Linked DNA regions of Homo sapiens: region 2 is linked to region 1. The links are chromatin loops, found by intact Hi-C in ENCODE. Cell type or tissue: ovary. All regions are shown on one strand. Each heading gives the region's core, and the rest is flanking DNA. Links, peaks and the distances in the headings are about the cores only.

Region 1 (2,902 bases), core at 262-2,761:
ACCTAGTGGATCCCGCACCGGGGCTGCAGGTGGAGCTGCCTGCCAGTCCCGCGCGGTGCGCTCGCATTCCTCAGCCCTCGGGTGGTCAGTGGGACTGGGCGTCGTGGAGCAGAGGGTGGTGCTCGTCGGGGAGGCTCGGGCCGCACAGGAGCCCATGGAGTGGGTGGGAGGCTCAGGCATGGTGGGCTGCAGGTCCCGAGCCTTGCCCCACGGGAAGGCAGCTAAGGCCCGGCGAGAAATCGAGCGCAGCGCCGGTGGGCCGGCACGGCTGGGGGACCGAGTACACCCTCCGCAGCCACTGGCCTGGGTGCTAAGTCCCTCATTGCCCGGGGCCAGCAGAGCTGGCTGGCTGCTCCGAGTGCGGGGCCCGCCAAGCCCACGCCCACCCGGAACTCCAGCTGGCCTGCAAGTGCCGCACGCAGCCCAGGTTCCCGCTTGCGCCTCTCCCTCCACACCTCCCTGCAAGCTGAGGGAGTGGGCTCCAGCCTTGGCCAGCCCAGAAAGGGGCTCCCACAGTGCAGGGGGTGCTGAAGGGCTCCTCAAATGCCGCCAAAGTGAGAGCCCAGGCAGGGGAGGTGCTGAGAGCAAGCGAGGGCTCTGAGGGCTGCCAGCACGCTGTCACCTCTCACCTGCACCTGTGGAGGCAGGAAGCGGAGCTAGAGAGGAACAGAACCTGGGTTTTCCGAGGGAGCCTCGTTCAGGTGGGGGCGCCAGGGGCTCTGACGGCATCTGTGGGATGCCTGGGGAAGACACCAGCAGGCATGGAGATGGGAACAGCAGAGCCAGAGATGGCCGGAATTGATTCTTGAAGACCACCAGGTGCTCAGCGGGCAGATGGAGGTGATGGAGGAGGAAGAAAGGGACCATGCCCTAGAGGCGGAGCTGGCCTCCTCCACCTGAGGCCGAGAGCAGCTGGGGCTGGTTGCAGTGAGGGGACTCAAGAAGGTTCGAGTGGCCAGCAGGGGCAGGTCACAGAGGGCCCCAGACCCAAACCAGGGCGCTTGGACATTAAGGTGAAGGTCACCGAGAACAGCCGGTGATGCCAGGGGGGCCTTGTGGCTCAGAAGGGTCCCTACAGTTGCCCCTCCCAGGTGGGAGGAAGGAGAGGCTGGACTGCAGAGCAGGACCCCCTGTGCGTCCCCGCACAAGGGCTGGAAGTAGGGATGAAGGAGGCTGGGGACGGGGCAGCCTGTCCCCTCGCGTCCCCTGCTCTTGGAGGGCAGTGAGGCTGCCTCTCCCTGCAGCCTCTGCCCCTCTCTTCCCCGTCCGTCTCCCTTCCTGCGGAAGCCACGTGGCTCCACATCTCCTGGGGTGTGGGGGGCTTTGTTGTGGGCTCCAAGGGGGAGAGACCCACCCGGGCAAGGGAAGAGCCCGGAACCTTCCCTGGGTTGGGTTTAGGTGTTGGGTGCCGGGCAGGCTGTTTGTGGAAATCTGCTGCCCTCTGCAGGATGGTTCTAGAACCACATTCGCTCAGGGGCCCTCAGTCTAGGCTTCAGAGAGTGGGAGCTGATCCCAAACACCGCACAGGCCCCAGTGCCACCCTTTGATCATGACAGCTGCCGAGCCCACCTGACATGCACCTCAGGGACCTCACTTGTCCCTGCCCAGCCTGGTGAGAAGCTGTCAGTATCTATTTGTAGTTAAGGCTTGGAGATAGAGAATGTGCTCCACAACACCAGCTGGTAAGAGACAGAGCCAATGTTCAAATCCAGTCTGTCCAGCCATGCCCGGCACCCACCCGCTGGCCCACGTGCCTTCCTGACCGCCCATCCTCATCGCCAGGGCTTGGCCGTCTGAGTAGGGGTTGAAGTTTGCCCAGATCCAGGATTTTCACGACCCTGTCCCTCTACCTCTGGCTGTTTTCTCCCTGGCACTCATGTGACGTTTGTCCTCTTACTGTTTGCTTCTCTAGGGCCCGCCCCCAACCCCTACCCCAGCTAGAATACCAACTCCAAGGGGCCAGGGCCCTTATCCTCCTGGTTCACTGCGCGGGTCCAGCTCCTGGAGCAGGACCAGCCCACAGGAGGGGCTGGAGACCTGGTTCAAGGAAAACGTCCTCTCCCATAACTGTCTGGTTCCAGCAGTGTCTCCCCCATGAGACTATGAGCTCCTGGGGGTTCTAGTCCCTGCTGGGCCTTCCTGCTGGGGTTTAGTCTCCCCGCACAGCAAGCTGCGGCTTTCCAGAAGCCCTGGCCAATGGGGCTCCAAGAGGGCAGCTCGCTTGTCTTGCAGTCTCTGGAGTGGGAGGTGCTGGGCCCGGTGCTCACCGGGCCTGCCCTCCAGGCCGGGCAAGCTCTGTCCTTAGTCTGCCTCAACCCATCCAGCTGCCCTCTGACTCAACCCTCTCCACCCATTCCCCAGCCAAGGACTTTGAATGCTGTCTCTTCCAGGTCGCCCTTAGGGTTACAAACCTTTTCCTTTTCCACTGTGCACACTCTCACTTAAAAACCGCATGAACCCAAGAAGCGGCCTCCTTCCTTTGCAGGTGAAGATGCAAGGTGATCACCCAGCTGAACATGGGGAGGGACCACATGGGGGCAATGCGCTGACTCGGGAGGCCCCTTTACAGCCCCCCAACGCCCCGAGGGCCACCACAGTGCCTGTGGTTAACGGGGCCCGTGTTTTAGCAACAATTCCTTCTTAGGTCACTAAAGAAATTAAGAGGAAGCTCACGTGTGATGTTCCGGAAGTGGATATTGTTCTGCCCATCTTCGAGGTAAGAAGCCTTTAGGCCATGGACTGGTCCATGTTCCCACACAAAGCCAGACAGCAGGAGGCTCAGCGCAAAACCAGGTGGCCTGAGCACACTGTCATCCACCACATCACACGCCAGCAGAACTGACCAGAACACCCCCAAGACGTCAAGCCTGGGGGAGGGGCCCACCGGCAGCAGCGGGAACAG
Region 2 (2,902 bases), core at 115-2,614, 460 kb before region 1:
AGTAGCATAAGGTATTATTAATTAGGATCAAATAAGATCTTATAACTGTAGTGTTTTGAGAAGCACATAGCACATGTGTCATTGAATTTCTTTTTCTTTTCTTTTTTTTTTTTTTTTTTTGAGACGGAGTTTTACTCTGTCGCCAGGCTAGAGTCCAGTGGTGCAAACTTGGCTCACTGCAACCTCTGGTGCACCTTGGGAGGCTCTGGTTCAAGCGATTCTCCCACCTCAGCCTCCCGAGTAGCTGGGAATACAGGTGCACACCACCACGCCCAGCTAATTTTTGGATTTTCAGTAGAGACAGGGTTTCACCATGTTGGCCAGGATGGTCTCGATCTCTTGACCTCGTAATATGCCCACCTCAGCCTCCCAAAGTGCTGGGATTACAAACATGAGCCACGGTACCCAGCCGTCATTGAATTTCTTATGCAGCCAACCATGCTGCGTGTATCTTCTACAATCAACCTTTAATGTCTCACACATTTTAGGGCTACCTCTTTTTATCATCACTGGGGAAAGACCAGAGGATCCTACACAGCAGGCTGCCTGAGCAGCTCAAGTTGCCTTGCACTGAGCGTGTCATAGGAAGCCTGGATGACACCAAGACTCAGCGACTGAGGAGACCTGGCCCGGCGCTACTCCTGTGTTGGGAAAGGTGGCATGGAAAAACGAGGAACTCCTTTCTGCTCGAGGAGTGATAAGGCGTGACAGCAAAAGAGGTTTTGTGTAATCTTCCCTTGCTACAGCCAAGCAAGTTCAGGGCCCAGGCCAAGACTTGTTCAACGAGAACCAGGTAGAACCTTTCAAGGCTAATGACACATGAGATTGACTTCAGACACAGTTTGATGAAGTTTCATTTCCTAAACCCAAGTTCATTCACCTCACTGCCCCACTTCGATCTGTCAGATATTCTAGAAGCACTCAGCTTTCTCCAAACTGACCCATGGATCCATAGCACAGTAGGCCATAAGGAGAACATACTGTCCAAACCTCTTCAAATGGCCCCAGCATGCCAGATGCCTTGACCAGGAGCGGTGGAAATAGCACTGGCATGTTCCACCTTTGGCCTTGATTTGTAGCAATGCACAGGTGGCGTCCACAGCACCCAGTGCCAACCCAGAGCACGAGGACACGGGCATCAATTTCACAGCCTGAGTTCCCTAAGGTAACTTTTATAACTCTGCTATAGTAGTTACTTTTCTAAAGGTCAAGATTTACATGTTTATTTTGACTAATGCTACTTGGAATAATCCAGATTGAGGAAAAAAGAAAAAAGAAAGAAAGAAATTGACAGAAACAGTTTAATCTTGTTTGCAAGTGAAATCTACAGCTCATTTTGGGAAATATCCTGTGAGAATTCTTCTTGATGTCATTGAGAGGGGGAAGAAAGAATGACTTTCAGTTCAGCATGGGACACCCAGGGGGCGGAAAACGCCAGTCCCACACAAGAACATCTGGTTGGCGAACACAAAGGAACATAACACCTGCGAACTCCTCATGTGTTTACTCTGTAACTAGTTGTCCATTATCCACACAAAATATGTTTTGGGGCTGGAAACCGGTTTGTTCCTGCCAAGAAAGTCTGGAGTGATAACGCAGCCTGTTTACCTTGGAATTCTCCCCATCCTAGCTAGCATGGGTGGACCCTGCTGAGCCAAGACAGCTTTGGAACATGTTTCTGCCTCATGCCTGTTTGCTGAGACTTCTATAAGTTTGGAGCTGGCAACTGGGACAGGGTGTTGGAGGATGAGTGTGTGGAGAATAACTGTTGGGCTTCAGGAGAGGGTTATGATATTATTTATTCCTCAGTGATGATTTCCTGGCAGGACTTTTCATGTCTTAGCCTCTGGAAGGAGTTGCATGTATCAAAAACAACACCAAAACAAACCATTTTAACACCCACACTTACAGGAAACTCTACCCCAGGGGTTGAGAGTTCTTCTAAAGGAAGAAGAAGGCCTGCCATGTGCAACTCTGCCCTTGGCAGTGTGGTTGTCAGCCCCCAGCACAATTTATTGGTCCTTCTTTGAAGCGCTCTTGGCCTCTAGAATGAAGCATCCCCCGAAGAGACCTAGCAGAAAGCAACCCTTGGCCGAAGAGTTCCCGCCATAATTCAGTCCCTCTCATTGTCAGGTGGGACGGCCAAACACAGCATCACTCCCTGTCACCACCTTGAGTCAAAATTTTAGCAGGAGACTAATGGGAACAGTGAATGCCATTGGCTTGGGGACAAATTGAAGCTTACAATGAAGAAGTGAGAAGAGGTATGTGGAAAAATAGCAGAACTCATATTTATTTGAGTCCTAGCTTTAAGCCAGTCTCAATGATTAGCACTTTGCATACTCTTTCTCGTATAATTTTCATAATAACTCTATTCTCCTACTAATTTTGTAGGCTAAAAAAGGAGGAACTCTCCCAGGGTCAAGTTATTTCGCCAAATAGAAAGGCTGGGGTTTCCACCCACATCTCTCTGGCTTTTTTCTGCTACATCACACAGTCTGCAAAATGAAGGTTGACAAGAACTGATATTCCTTTGCCTCCAAATATATCCAAAAAGTCCCATTGTAGTGCTGAGTTGCTTGTCTGTTTGTTTCAGATGGCTTAGCCAGGTCTCTATTCCTCTTTATCTCACCCTGAGAACAGGAAGAAAGTTAAAAGATCATGGGGATTGTGTTGAACTAGGAGTAAGAAGGGCTATGTCCCAGGCTTGCTTCTCTCACACTGCACTCAGGTCCTCAGTTCACACTTGTTTCACATGAGAGTGCTGGAATATGTGCTGTGATAGATGTTGGCTCTATTGTTTAAAGATGTTCGATGCATCTCTAGAAAATAACAGAAACAGGCCAATGATCATAGAAGAAATGAAGTAGAGTGAGGTGAGTTACACAAAGATGAGGTAGGC

Evidence for each region. Peaks named below come from ENCODE experiments on the same cell type or tissue, not always from the same donor. Only the 100,000 strongest peaks of a DNase experiment are listed, where the experiment ranks them.
Region 2: a loop joins it to region 1, with 4 times the contacts of the local background. A loop is called at or near these places in 4 of 110 quality-filtered maps.

The regions. Positions count from the first base shown.
Region 1 is chr15:93,029,372-93,032,273 of GRCh38, reverse strand. No RefSeq gene overlaps it. Among named protein-coding and RNA genes, the nearest start is that of RGMA, 58 kb to the left of the region's middle. RefSeq lists an enhancer at 1-283. In ovary, for the core only: a CTCF peak has its summit at 1,435 (motif pointing left); DNase peaks (open chromatin) are centred at 986, 1,443 and 1,784; H3K27ac peaks cover 1,296 bases.
Region 2 is chr15:93,484,774-93,487,675 of GRCh38, reverse strand. No RefSeq gene overlaps it. Among named protein-coding and RNA genes, the nearest start is that of LINC02207, 370 kb to the left of the region's middle. In ovary, for the core only: a CTCF peak has its summit at 1,419; a DNase peak (open chromatin) is centred at 1,665; H3K27ac peaks cover 2,458 bases.